2 separate regions of the Homo sapiens genome follow, and region 2 is linked to region 1. A link is a contact called in ENCODE Hi-C or POLR2A ChIA-PET data. All regions are on one chromosome and are shown on one strand. The core of a region is the stretch at or near the end of the contact, and the rest is flanking DNA. Distances in the headings are between cores, read along the strand shown. Region 1 holds the start of CYS1 (cystin 1). Region 2 overlaps LOC105373418 (a long non-coding RNA gene).

Evidence for each region. Hi-C counts contacts between places; a loop is a spot of excess contacts on that map. ChIA-PET counts read pairs that join two places held with the same protein, here RNA polymerase II (POLR2A). Pooled maps may share reads with other maps.
Region 2: a loop to region 1 is called in a map with no recorded cell type, with 8 times the contacts of the local background. The contact joins the enhancer-like site here to the promoter of CYS1 in region 1. A Hi-C loop is called at or near these places in 2 of 37 single-sample maps with no recorded cell type and 2 of 50 pooled maps. POLR2A ChIA-PET finds 5 or more read pairs at or near these places in 1 of 52 experiments (OCI-LY7).

The regions. Positions count from the first base shown.
Region 1 is chr2:10,078,889-10,085,922 of GRCh38, reverse strand. CYS1 (cystin 1) reads left to right here and starts at 5,512. Exons shown (of 3, transcript NM_001037160.3): 1 at 5,512-6,017. The coding sequence starts at 5,700. RefSeq lists an enhancer at 2,894-2,953 and silencers at 5,198-5,437, 5,608-5,667, 5,728-5,967, 6,038-6,377.
Region 2 is chr2:9,652,549-9,658,891 of GRCh38, reverse strand. The region is part of intron 3 of LOC105373418 (a long non-coding RNA gene); the gene reads right to left. Among named protein-coding and RNA genes, the nearest start is that of YWHAQ, 25 kb to the right of the region's middle. RefSeq lists enhancers at 1,934-2,103, 2,061-2,562, 2,614-2,713, 3,344-3,583, 3,907-4,016 and 1 more. Within about 2 kb of position 3,276, at least 6 of the 41 ENCODE cell types and tissues checked have a DNase peak (open chromatin) inside an H3K27ac peak, as active enhancers do.

The sequences.
Region 1 (7,034 bases), core at 4,263-6,762:
AGTGTCAGCTGTCCCCGTTGGGTGGAGGTTGACTGCGCGGTGAAGGAAAGTTGCACTCCAGAGGACAGGGATCGTGCAGCCAGGGGGTCTTGTACAAATGTGCACAGGCATTAATCAGTAATCGCCATGAGCAGGCTGGGACTTCAACTCCACTTACCAAGTTAAACAGCTACAAATTAAAGAGCTAAGAGACGCTTTTAATATTTAACCTGGGCCTTGACTACAGCACTCTATTCCTTTGAGCTGATTAATTGACTGGTTGGTTCTCAGCTCTCTAATGAGAAGAAGGAACTTAAGCATCTTCCCAGGTGTCTGGGACCATGGGATGTTCGTGTGCAGAGGTGACCACCCCCACCAGGCAGCTTCCACATTAGAGAAGTTGATATTCACAGTGGGGGGTTTGAGCTTAAAGTTGGACATTTTATGTTTGTTGCACACTCTTTTTAGCCAACAGTATTTAAAGGTTAACCTCTGTAATAAATATTACACGTTAATGGTCAAATTTACACAGACTCAATTCCCTTTCCCAGCACTGCCCTCCCTCTCCCCTCAAACCTTGTCCTCAGGATGATAAATGACCCCACCAAAGCCTAGGGTCCAAGTATGTTTTGAGTGGCCTCCAAATCTCACACTCAAAACTGTGGGTTCATGGACAGGGGAGTCAGCTCACAGATCACTTTGTGTAGCAGATTTGCAAGGAGAAGGAAGCTTACGTTCACTGAGGCCAGCGGCTGTGGACACTGTACTGGATCTTTCTCAGCTGCTGTGTGCATTGCCCCTGGAGACAGGACAGTCCCACACAAACATCGTCTTACTCAGTGGGCCAGGGATGGGCACCTGAACCTCAAGTAGCTCCAGTTCAAGGCGGCCAGCTTCCTGCCTGCTCAGCTAATCGAAGCCTGTCCACCCCACCCCACCCCACAAACCCACCACCCCCCGCCCCCCGGTCTAAATTCCTAGCCGGAGTAAAAATCCAATGGGAAAAGAGTCTTATACACATGGCAGCGGAGTGAAACCACATCAGCTACCTGGTCATTTTTTTTTCTTAAATATAAGCAGGAGTCAGTGGGGGATGATGCCCTTGTCCCATGTAAAGATCTTAATCGCTCCTTAGGTCCGATGCCCACTTCTCACTCCCATCTCCTTTTATACCCGCTGACTGTGTCCCGGAGTCTCATCTGTCAGTCCATTGACCCCGTTTCCTCTCCAGCGTCTGTCATCATGGCATAGACTGCAATTGCTCAGCCTGTGTCATCTGGCAGCTCTCTACTGTCAGTTTTCCATCTTTCAGAAATGCGTTGAAACCTCTCCTTTGTGATTTCCCTCCTTCTTACAACTCCTCCTCTATCCCTTTTTCTTTTATCTTAATTCCAGCAAAGTCGCAAGTACCAAGAGAAGGCAACTCTGCACCCGGTCTGCTGTTTTGAGCCAGAAGCCATGAGATGCCTCTAAACGAGAACTGCTCTAGTCATGGAAAGTATGCATCGTAAATTCCAGTGCTAAACCTTTTGTTTAGATGGGGTACAAGTCATTGTCATTTTACTGTCAGAATTTTTTACAGTGTTATAGAACGCACCAAATCAGCCATGACCTGGACCTGCCAACCCTAAGGACCTCATGTATCTTATTTCTGAGTAAATATTGAAAAAAGTTCTGTAACTCATTAATTGTCCTTAATGAATAATGGTGATTCACCCTTATATTTTGTTTTCCCCTCTTGATGCCGAAACCATGAAACCAAATACAAAAGCTTGGACACTTTGGTAAAAGACAATAGCAATTATGTGGGCTGCTGCTGTCCAAACATATCAGCATTCGTTAATAGCACTGTGGCTCTCTCAAGTTACCGATTAAGCATTAAAAATAGAAACATGGCTTGCTTATGTTTCAAATGCCGTCTCATTTATCACCCAAATGCAAATATTATCTGTCTGCATATTCATAAGAACCAGCACCTGCACAACACATCTTTCTTACGTAACGGCTTGGGAGTGCCATGATTGGTGGGAAACTGCAGGATATCTGAGCAGGGAGAGTAGATCTGCGAGTCCTGAAGCAGGGGCCCTGGAGTGGGGTTTTGAAAGGTGGGTTGGTTTGGCAGGCTATTGTAATGACTGGTCCATGAGTCGTGGTGGGAGGAACTGGCTTCATCTGCAGTAGATGCCTGGCTACTCCTGAAACCAAGGAAAACATCGTTCGGGCGCCCGAGTCCTTCCGAAAAGTATCACCAACTGTAGTCCTCTTCCAGGGTTTAATTTGTTTAAGGAAAGGAAGTTCTATTTTCCCAGAGTTAAGCAGAGAGTTCCCAAACTGGGCTTCACCTTCCACCCACCATCACCAGCACCCACGAGCACTATCACCGCATAAAAGAATCCTTCAGCTGCAGGTGTGACTGCCAGATATTTTCTTAAGAAGGATTACACCCCATTTCAGTTCTCCAATATTCCTGAGACGTTGCTAACTCTTTCGGACAAAAATTCTAGAGACGATCTTAGGGACATTAGTCATGCGGAAAGCTTTTAGGTTGTTTGCTTATTATGGGAAGCTTCTAATAAAATCAATCTGAGTTTTCAGCATATTTGATGGAAGCCAGGTCTACAAATGTAGCAGATTTTAAAATGTTCTCTCAAAGTGGAAAGAATGCTGGCTCTGGCATTCCTCCCGCTGAAGCGGAGCTAATGACAAGTTTTGGGAAACAGTGTTGGAATCAAGAGTGGCCAGAAAAATTGGTTGCCCTGGGAGGTGAACACAGGGAGCTGTGGATGTATTTAAACATGAGTCACATGACTAGCTTCTATTTAGGCAGAAGCAAAACATGTTTTCCTTTAAATCATTAAACTGAGTGAACTCAAGAAAAATCTCGTTTGCCTCTAAGTGTTGTTGTTCTTTGGGGTTTAAAGAGTTTCAAGATGAGATTTGTTTTCTTAAAAACTTATATCAATAGCTTCCAAACGAGACACATCTGTAGACTTAGCGCACCCAAATGACATCTGTGTTTGGCCCCACATCCTACACCTGGATGGTTAAGATGGCACATCAAAAAAAAGGGGGGGAGAGGCCAGGCACGGTAGCTTACGCCTGTAATCCCAGCACTTAGGGAGGCCAAGGCAGGTGGATTACCTGAGGTCAGGAGTTCAAAACCAGCCTGGCGAACATGGTGAAACCCTGTCTCTACTAAAAATACAAAAATTAGCCGGATGTGGTGGTGCGTGCCTGTAATCCCAGCTGCTCAGGAGCCTGAAGCAGAAGAATCACTTGAACCCGGGAGGCGGAGGTTGCAGTGAGCAGAGATCCGGCCACTGCACTACAGCCTGTGCAACAGAGCGAGACTCCGTCTCAAAAAAAAGGCAGGGGGGATCATAAATACTTCCCTTTAAAAAATTTTTTTTCTTTTCTTTTTGCTTTTTCTTTATTGTTTGTTGTTGTTGTTGTTTGTTTTGTTTTTTTTTTTTTTTGAGACGGAGTCTCTTTGGTTGCCCAGGCTGGAGTACAGTGGTGCGATCTCGGCTCACTGCAACCTCCGCCTAACGGGTTCAAGTGACTCCTGCCTCAGGCTCCCGAGCAGCTAGGACTACAGGTGCCCTTCACCATGCCCGGCTAATTTTTGTATTTGTAGTAGAGACAGGGTTTCATCCTATTGGCCAGGCTGGTCTCGAACTCCTGACCTGAAGTGATCCGCTCGCATCAGCCTCCTAAAGTGCTGGGATTACAGCCTCATTTTTTTTCTCTTCTTTTTCTTTTCCCTCTCTGTCTCACCTCTCTTCTCTCTCTCTTTTCTTTTCTTTCTTTCTTTTTTTTTTTTTGAGACAGAGTCCAGCTCTGTTGCCCAGGCTGGAGTGCAGTGGCGTGATCTCGGCTCACTGCAACCTCCACCTCCTGGGTTCAAGTGAGCATGCCCAGCTAATTTTTGTATTTTTAGTAGAGACAGTTTCACCATGTTGGCCAGGCTGGTCTCAAACTCCTCACCTAAAGTGATCTGCTCGCCTCAACCTCTGAAAGTGTTGGGATTACAGGCATGAGCCACCACGTCCAGCTAGATTATAAATACTTTCTTGTTCTTTTTTTTTTTTTTTTTTTTGAGACGAGCCTCACTCTGTCGCCCAGGCTGGAGTGCAGTGGCGCGATCTCGGCTCACTGCAACCTCCACCTCCCGGGTTCACGCCATTCTCCTGCCTCAGTCTCCTGAGTAGCTGGGACTACAGGCGCCCGCCACCACGCCCGGCTAATTTTTTGTATTTTTAGTAGAGACGGTGTTTCACCGTGTTAGCCAGGATGGTCTCGGTCTCTTGACCTCGTGATCCACCTGCCTCGGCTTCCCAAAGTGCTGGGATTACGGGCGTGAGCCACCGCGCCCGGCCTCTTGTTCTCTCTTAATAATAAAAATAAATGGATGTGAATCTGAGTCCCATTTTTATTCCATTTTCTTAGGCATATGTTTTTTAATGTCTACTCCTGAAGTGATAAAATAGTAGAATTTCAAGTCTGTGGTTGGGAAAGTTTAGCCGAAATTCCATTTTCACAATTATTCTGGAATCCAATCAATCAGGATAAAAGTTAATGTCAAGTCAAGATAGGTGAGTTAAACCCAGGACTTTTGAATTGCCCTGTCTTGGAAAGGCTGGAATTTAAAGTTGCAGGAGGTGGGCAAGGGAAGGAAGTAATCACATTTAAGTAAAACACAGAACCAACCAACAGGAAGGCTCGCTGGGTTTGAATTCGGCAGCTTTGGAGTGTTTTCTAGTCTGGGTTGTGGTTAGTTCACTTAAAAAGAAAAGCGGTTAAGGGAAAAAAAAAAAAAATCCGAGACCAAAAGCTAGACTTATGACCACCACCTAGGTATTTCCTTTTGCTTCTTTCCTGTGGCGGGGGGAGGGCGAGGTGGGGGTTGCTTTGCCTTTCTCCTTCATTTTCAAAGTTTTTCTTTCCCAAAAGTAGTGACTATTTGGAGGTTTTGATGAGGCTCAACCTTCACACATCCAGTCTCCGCTGGGGCAACAGAGGGAAGGAGAAGGCCGGAGGGGGCTGTTGGTGCCCGGAGGATCGCCCCTTCCCTCCCGGGGCGTCTCAGGCCTGGCGGACACTGAAAGGTCGGGGCGCACTGACGGCCGGACCTCGCGAACGCAGCGCGCGCAGCCCTCAGGGTCTTTCCCCCGCCCACCCCGCGCATCGCTAGGGGGCTCAGGCTTTGGGAAGTCCCCCCAAGCTCCCGCGGCCTCCCACGGGCCCGGCGAGCGTCGTCTGGGGAGCGTTTCCATAAATGAACAAACTCAGCCGGGCCCCCCGCAGGGTTCAGCAATTCCAGAAGGCCGGGACAGGGCTGACCCGACGGCGGGGAGCGAGGGGACCCGTGGGCGGGAGTGGGGGGACTGTAGGGGGAGACCCGGGAGGGGAGGCCGCGCCCGCACCCGGTGCTCCTCGCCGGGGTCTCGGGCCCGCCCCTCCCTAGGGCCGGTGTGCGCCCCCTCGGGACGCCTATGCAGCCCTGCCTCGCCCGCCCCTCCCCAGGCTCCGGCTCGCACCCCCGTCCTCCGGCCGCGACCCCCGCCCGGGAACCCTAGCCCCTGGCCGCGGTCGCTTCCCGGACCTCGCCCCGCGCCTCCCCCTGCAGCCCGCCCCGGCCGCACCCCCTAGCGTCCCCGCCCCCGGCCGCGCCCCCTCATGGGGGCCCCCTCGGCGGTCCGGGAGGCGGCGGGCGCGCCATGGGCAGCGGCAGCAGCCGGAGCAGCCGGACTCTGAGGCGGCGGCGCAGCCCCGAGAGCCTCCCCGCGGGGCCCGGAGCGGCAGCCCTGGAGGGCGGGACCCGCCGGCGGGTGCCGGTGGCGGCGGCCGAGGTCCCGGGGGCAGCCGCGGAGGAGGCGCCCGGCCGCGACCCCAGCCCCGTGGCGCCCCCCGACGGCAGGGACGAGACGCTGCGCCTGCTGGACGAGCTGCTGGCCGAGTCGGCGGCCTGGGGCCCCCCGGAGCCCGCCCCGCGCCGCCCAGCCCGGCTCCGACCCACCGCGGTCGCGGGGAGCGCGGTGAGTGTGGGAGCCGCAGGGCCTCGGGGGACGGCGGGGACCCCACTCACCGGCCGCGCGTCCCCGCCCCAGCCCTGGGCGCCGGTCGCGCTGCGCCCCCTTCCAGCCTCCGACTTGCGTGCTCCCCGCTGCCCCGGCCTCCCCGCCCCTGGGCCCCCAGGTTTCCTCCCTCTCTGCCCCGTCTCCGGGTCTGTGTCCAGGCGTGGGGGCGATCGCGCTGGGAGCGGCCGAGGAAGGACACCCCTAGGCGGAGCGCGCCGGGCTCCCGGCTCCCCTCGGGCCCGCGGCCCCGCCTGGCCTTCCCGGGCCGCCCTGGAGCGGGGCGCCGGCGGTGGTGGCACGGCAGCCAGACGGTGGCTCAGAAGCGCCCTGCCGCGCCCACCGGTCCAGATCCTTGCCTTGCTGGGCAGGCAATTCTCATGTTACTGATATTTTTAGGATGCTGCGGAATCTCTTTTGCGCTTCCTATTCTCTCTCCCTGAATACTCGTAATAACAGTCCTGCTGTTCTAAAAAAACAATAAAACAAGCACTCTGGTTTGGCAACCGTCTTCGCTCCAGCAGAGCTGAATGAACAAGATCTTTAACATCCGCTCCCGGGCTCGGGGAGGATGCCAAGGGCCTCGTCCTCCTCCCTGAGGCCCGGGAGGCTTTGCTTAGCAGCCGCTGGGAGCCGAGGAAGATGCCTTCCTGGGTGGCTACCGCACCAAGGAATCCTGAAAAGGCCCCAGGGAGGGTGGGGGAGAGGGACAGCCCCAGGCGACAGTGCACAGAGCTCTCTCCCTCTGGCCCTGGTTCCCTGCTCCTCTCCCTTACGGTCTTTAAAGAGGAAAAGCGAGCTGCAGTGAGTAGGGCTGAATTATATAACAAGATTCCTTTAATACCACATCAGCCTGCAGTTATATAACACTGCCTGGACAAATAGCTGAGAAATTTGGGAGGAATTCACACATAGCAAGGAGGCAGTTAATTTTAGTGTTCATTTTCAAGTGCTTTGGAAACTCGGAGGTGAAAATGA
Region 2 (6,343 bases), core at 2,027-4,526, 420 kb after region 1:
GGGGAACAGACATAAGAAACATACCCATCCAACACCACACTTACTCTTTTAAGGATCCTAATTTGAACAAACCAACAGTAAAAAGACTGTTTTGAGACAACTGAGGAAAACGGAATGTGGCCTACATGTGGGATAATATTAAGAAACTTATTGGCTGGGCGCAGTGGCTCATGCCTGTAATCTCAGCACTTTGAGAGGCCAAGATGGGAAGATCACTGGAGCCCAGGAGTTTGAGAACAGCTTGGACAACGTAGGGAGACCCTGTCTCTACAAAAAATTTAAAAATTAGCTGGGCGTGGTGGCATGTGCCTGTGGTCCCAGCTACTCAGAAGACTGAGGTGGGAGGATTGCTTAAGCCCAGGAGGTCGAGGTTGCAGCGAGCTGTGATGCTCCAGCCTAGGCGACAGAGCAAGACGCCATTTCCCCCCACCCACCCCCCTCAAAAAAGAAAAAGAAATATATTCTGTTAGGTCTGAGAATGGCATGTAGTTGAGTTTGTTTTTTTGAAGTCCTTTCCTATTAGAAATCTATACTGAAATCTTGATGGATGAAATTACATGATGACTGAGATTTGCTTTAAAAGACTCTAGCAAAAAAAAAAATGTTGGTGCGAGTGTAGATGAACTAAAAATAGCAAAATGATGATCATTGTTGAAGCTGGGTGGTAGGTATAATATGGTAGTATGCAATTTTCTCTACTTTTATGAGAAATGTCTATAAACAAGGTTACATTTGGGAAAAAAAAGGAAAGCAATAATAGGCTCCAGGAGGCATCATCTATCCACTGCTCGTTTACTGAGTAGCTTTTTTGCGTGTTCAAAGATGAGTGAGACAATCTCTACCCTCTGTGAGCAGAAGGTGGAGGGACAAAGAGGAGTTAAGTCCTCAAGCCTTGCGTGCAGTTAAGAAACAATACCACACCACCCCTGGAGGCCACCTCGCAGCAGTGATTAACCAACTTCCATGGCAGTAACATTGACAGTGAGTGCTGGATGGAGTCTGCACTGGAGAAGAGAGAAAAGGTGTGGGGCTTCACACCTTCCCCCATTCTGGAGCCTACAGCTTAATCGCCTGTATTAAAACCTTCCTTCTAAACCCTCATTTTTATAAAATCCAATTTGATTTCTGATTCTTAACATTCCTGTACGTTCAGTCAGCTAATACACTTAAATACTGTTATTAGTGTTTTGAGAACTCCTAGAAGAAGCAGAATTGGGTGGTTAGGGGTTGAACAGAGAGGCAGGAGAGAAGTAGAAACTTTGTTTTGGGAAGGCTGGAAGTGGGAAAGTTAGGTCAGAATTCCACAGGGCCTTGGCATCGGGCTCATGCCTAACAGGAAGGAGGAAGCAAGCTCTCAAGATGGGGTTAGGGTCCCATTAGTTTCTGCAAAGCTTTGCACAGAGTCATGTGGTACCCCCGGCCTGGGGCCAAGGGCACTGAGCAGGTTCTCCTGCAAGTGCCGTTCGAGCCAAAGTGATCAGGAAGAGCTTCTTCCATCAAGGACACCCAGGCAACTCTGTCTCTGATCCCCAGACTGAAAGGGGGGGAGTCATCACAGTTCAACTTAGTTAAACATTTTTGAACTTGACTGTGTGTCAGGCCACACACTGGCCCTGGAGCTACGGAGACCAAGTAGGCACTTTCTCTTTGTCAAGGTTCTTTGATTGTAAACAACAGAAGCGACCTCCGGATGTGAGAGAACTCACAGTCCTAATGGAAAAGCTGAAGAACCAAGCTTCAGAGAGGACAGACACCAGAGGAGCTCTGGGGACTTAGGGGACAGAAGCCATAGCATAGGCTCCAGTCATGTTCAGCCTTTTTGTCACCCCACTCAAATCCAGATACCGGGGAAGAGACTTCTAGAGGGACCATCAGAAGCATGCTTGGTGGCAGATGTGCTACCCCTCAATAAGAAAGGTGTTTTGTTTATTTGGTTTTTGTTTTGAGATGGAGTCTTGCTCTGTCTTCTAGGCTCACTGCAACCTCTGCCTCCCAGGCTCAAGTGATTTTCGTGCCTCAGCACCCCAAGTAGCTGGGACTACAGGCGTGCACCACCACACGCAGCTAATTTTTGTATTTTTAGCAGAGATGGGGTTTCGCCATGTTGGCCAGGATGGTCTCAAACTCCCGACCTCAAGTCTATCCGCCGATCTCGACCTCCTGAAGTGCTGGGATTACAGGCGTGAGCCACCGTGCGCAGCCAATAAGAAAGTTTTTAAAAAGGGAAGTCATTATCCACTCCTCTCAGTCAGATGCATTGGCTTCTGGCTGTCTGGGTTGTCTAGAAGCAGATTCCGTGCAGGCTGAGCACAGCAGGGAAAGGGCTCCGTTAGATGGGGGTTGAGTCTTTGTTTCACACTGACTCATCCCTGCATCCTGAGGCTGTTGACTGTGTAGACTCAGCCCTGGCATAGGTGAACTGGGGTCAGGCCTGTGGTTCTCACTTGTAAATCTGAGATAATCTATAAATGGTTTTCTCTCTGGTTTTCTTTCCCAGTAGAAGCGGTTCTTTTGTTTTGTTTCTTGTTCTTTGTTTTGTTTTTTTTGTTTTTTTTTGGAGACAGAGTCTCACACTGTCACCCAGGCTGGAGTGCAATGGTGCAATCTCGGCCCACTGCAACCTCCGCCTCCGGGTTCAAGCGATTCTCCTGCCTCAGCCTCCTGAGTAGATGGGACTATAAGCGCACGCCACCACGACCAGCTAATTTTTTATATTTTTAGCAGAGACAGTATTTCACTATGTTGGCCAGGCTGGTCTCGAACTCCTGACTTCATGATCTGCCCACCTCAGCCTCCTAAAGTGCTGGGATTACAGGCATGAGCCACCACACCCAGCCTAGTAGAAGCAGTTCTTACAGAAAAGTTTCTATTTGCAAGAGAGGTGACTCAAAACTTGATAATTGATTTTGTTTTGCTGTAAATGTCTTTAAACATTTTTAAAAACCCTCTAGAACTTTGGAGGGGGAGGCTTCCCTGCCTGGGGCTGCAGACTGTGGTGGGGGCTGCCAGTCACATCAGTGGGGGCTGGGCACACCCAGGACCCTCCAAGGGCTCATTTCTTACCCCAGGGTCAGGGTAAGCATCTTTGGTGACCACAGTCAAGGTGGGCTGGAGCCATAGGTTCTATTTTATTCTGAAACATGCCTGTGAAGTGCACCCGGCCTGGGGAGTTGGAATTACTCATGCCCAGTCAGTCAGCTACTGAAGATAAAAATCAGAACAAAAACTAAAGATGCTTGGGGTTGTGGCGTGGTTGAATAGCTAAGTCACACTTCATCTTCTTCCACTCTCAGCTCAAAGATCGAAGGAAGACCAGAGTCTGACAGTCATCGAGTCTGACGCACTCCCACTGCAGCAAAAGTTTGAATTCCCCTCTCCAGCATTCTGGCCACCGAGTGGTCCCTGCTGTCCTTGAGGGTCTTTGGTGACAAGGAACTCACCTTCCAGGGAAGCCTCTTCCACCCTGGGACAATTCAGATTATGAAAGGACACTCAGATACAGAGCTGAAACTCTCTACCTAATTGTTCCTTTTGGGTTTCACAGAAAAAAAGAAAAAAAAATTTTTTTTTGAGACAGGGTCTGGCTCTGTCACCCAGGCTGGAGTGCAGTGGCATGCTGTCAGCTCACTGCAACCTCCGCCTCTCTGGCTCAAGCAATTCTCGGGCCTCAGCCTCCCAAGCTGGGACTACAGGCACACCCCACCCCACCCAGCTGATTTGTTGTATTTTCAGTAGAGATGGGGTTTCGCCATGTTGGCCAGCCTGGTCTCGAACTCCTGGCCTCAAGTTGATCTGCCCACCTCAGCCTCCCAAAGTTCTGGGATTACAGTTGTGAGCCACCATGCCTGGCTGGGAAAAAATTTTTTTTGTTCTTCTTTCAATGGACAGTTCTTCGAATATCTGATAACAGTTTTCAGAGTCTCCTCCAAGCTATAGCCTCAGTCCTTCAGGTAACCCCTGTGACGTGTCTCGAACCTCCCCAGCAGCCCTAGTGGCTCCCTCTGCATGCAGTCCAGGCTGTCCCCATCTCTCTTAAAGCCTGTGAGCACAAAAGTCCAGTTTTCCGGGTAAGCAGCCTGTGGCTGCTAATACTGCATGGTGCTTGGCATCACGTAGGCAGCCATAGCACTGTGGAAGAAAGGAGAGAAGTGGAGTAGAGAAGACAGGAGGGAGAGTGGGAAAGAAAGGGAAGATGAAAGAAAAGGAAGGAGGGAGGGTAGATGGCTTTCAGCCAACATCTGCATGTCACTTCTAGCAGAGTTGCTGCTGTTGCCGTCTCCCCTGCCTGGGCTGGGCTGGACTGGGCTGTCCCAGACCCTGTCCCCAGATGCCCCCACAAACTTGCTGCTATTCAAAAGGCTGGCTCTCATGGAGTCCTCAGCATACCTGCTCCTGCTCCTTCTCCTGGAGAACTGGGCCCTGGAGAGAGCACAGCACACAGAGGCAGCTAGGAAAGCTGACAGCCTCCCCGCCCCATTCAGCACCGTACCCCAGTACTTAGAGCTGGGGCCCCAGGAGGGATGCAGAGGTCCAAGTTTGGGCTCCAGAAGCTGCTGGCCCAAGGCAGTCAGTGGCTGCTCTGGTTCCAGTTGTGTACACACTTCAGAACTCACCCCCAAGCTTCCACAGCACTTTCTAGGGCCAAGAGAAAACAGACAGGAAGATGTAGTGGAATGATGACCAGGTGCATTTTCACTAACAGGACACTTTCGTACTCATGATCTCATTCAGTCTCACTGGGACCTTTATCTTCTCATTTCACGTATATATAAGCAAAGGATCAGAGAGGCTTGCCCAAGGTTAATCTCAGTATCATTCAGAGAACTATAGTTCTATAGAGTCACACACACACAACGCAATCTCTATCTCACATCATTCTCTCCTCTCCCCAGTCCTAGTACATAGATGTTGTTCTTACTTTCAGAGATAGAAACTGACGACCAGAGATTTAGGTTAGCGGCCCAAGGTCACACAGCTAGTGACTATCTCAGAATAAAACTCCTGGTTGTTCAGGCTAACATCCATGCTGTGTCCACTTGATTTATATGGGAGGTTTCCTCCCATACAAATAAAACACCCCATTGAGATAACAATACGAATAATCTGTATGAAAAGTCTGTTCTGTTCTGTTCTTACGCTAACTCCTTAGTCTGTAGAAACAAAGCAGTTCACAGACACCCAATAGAAGCAATGAAAGCATCTCCCATTGTCTTTTCCACCACGTGCTCCTAAGAGGAAAACTGATGGGCCAACAAAGATTGGCCCCAAGCACGGAATCTCCATGAAAGAACAATGCTTTTTTAAAAAGGCATCATAAGCAGAATACAAAATTATAGGTTCACTGTGTTACCACGGAGGAGGATGAAATGCATATGGAAATAGACAAAGGCTGGAAGGGAAATGCAAACATTCAATCAGTCCAATGGCAAAGGGATGGTTTATTTTTCTTTCTTAAAAATGTATTTAATGACTTTATCATATTTGTGCAATAACAAAAAAGACTCTCATATAATGCACAAATATTCATAATCTGAAATACAGAAGACCTCCAAGCAGTGGTATAAACCTAAGCTGCAGCTGCCGGAGTCCCTGGGATATTGCTGCTTGGTTGACCATGTTCGACCTTGACCAGTTCCGTTAACAGTCACCATAGAGATGGAGAAGAGAGAGAGGCGGAGCAGTCTTTCCACCATGCAGTCTGGCTGACTGCTTGTTACTATAACATTTTGAATACAGACTGTTCCCTACATCTCTGTTTTTGTAGAGCCTTGTCTTCAAGTCAGAGTTCATTAAATTCTGCTGACTTCCCAGAGCACCTACTATGTGCTGGGCCCCAGATATACAAGAATAGTAGGCTAGGTCCCTACCTAGTGACAGCTCATAGCAGGCTCAGTTCTTGGTGGTTTTTGGAGCCTGTGGAGGGTGAAGCATCATACGCTCCCAAACTGCTTCAAAACTTAAAAATAATAGAACCCATAATGTACCCTCTAAGTCTCCAAATCTTGCTAAGTAATTGCTAACCTTGCTAAGTAATTGCTAAGGCTTTTTCTTTTCTTTTCTTTTCCTTCTTTTTTTTTTGGCTCACTAGACAGGACACGAGATATGTATATTTCATTTTTATCCCTAGACTGTATCACCAACTTCTGGAGAACAGAGGCTGTGTTTAATTACCTATATTCCTGGCATAGGGCCTAGCACTGGCCACCTGCTGAGCAGTACGGACTCAGTGTTTGCTGAATATACTGAGCATCCAGAATGAACTCTGCACTGTGCTCCTGAATGAAAGAGTGAATGGATGGGTGCATGGATGGATGGGGCACTAGTTGGAGGGTGGAAGGATGGA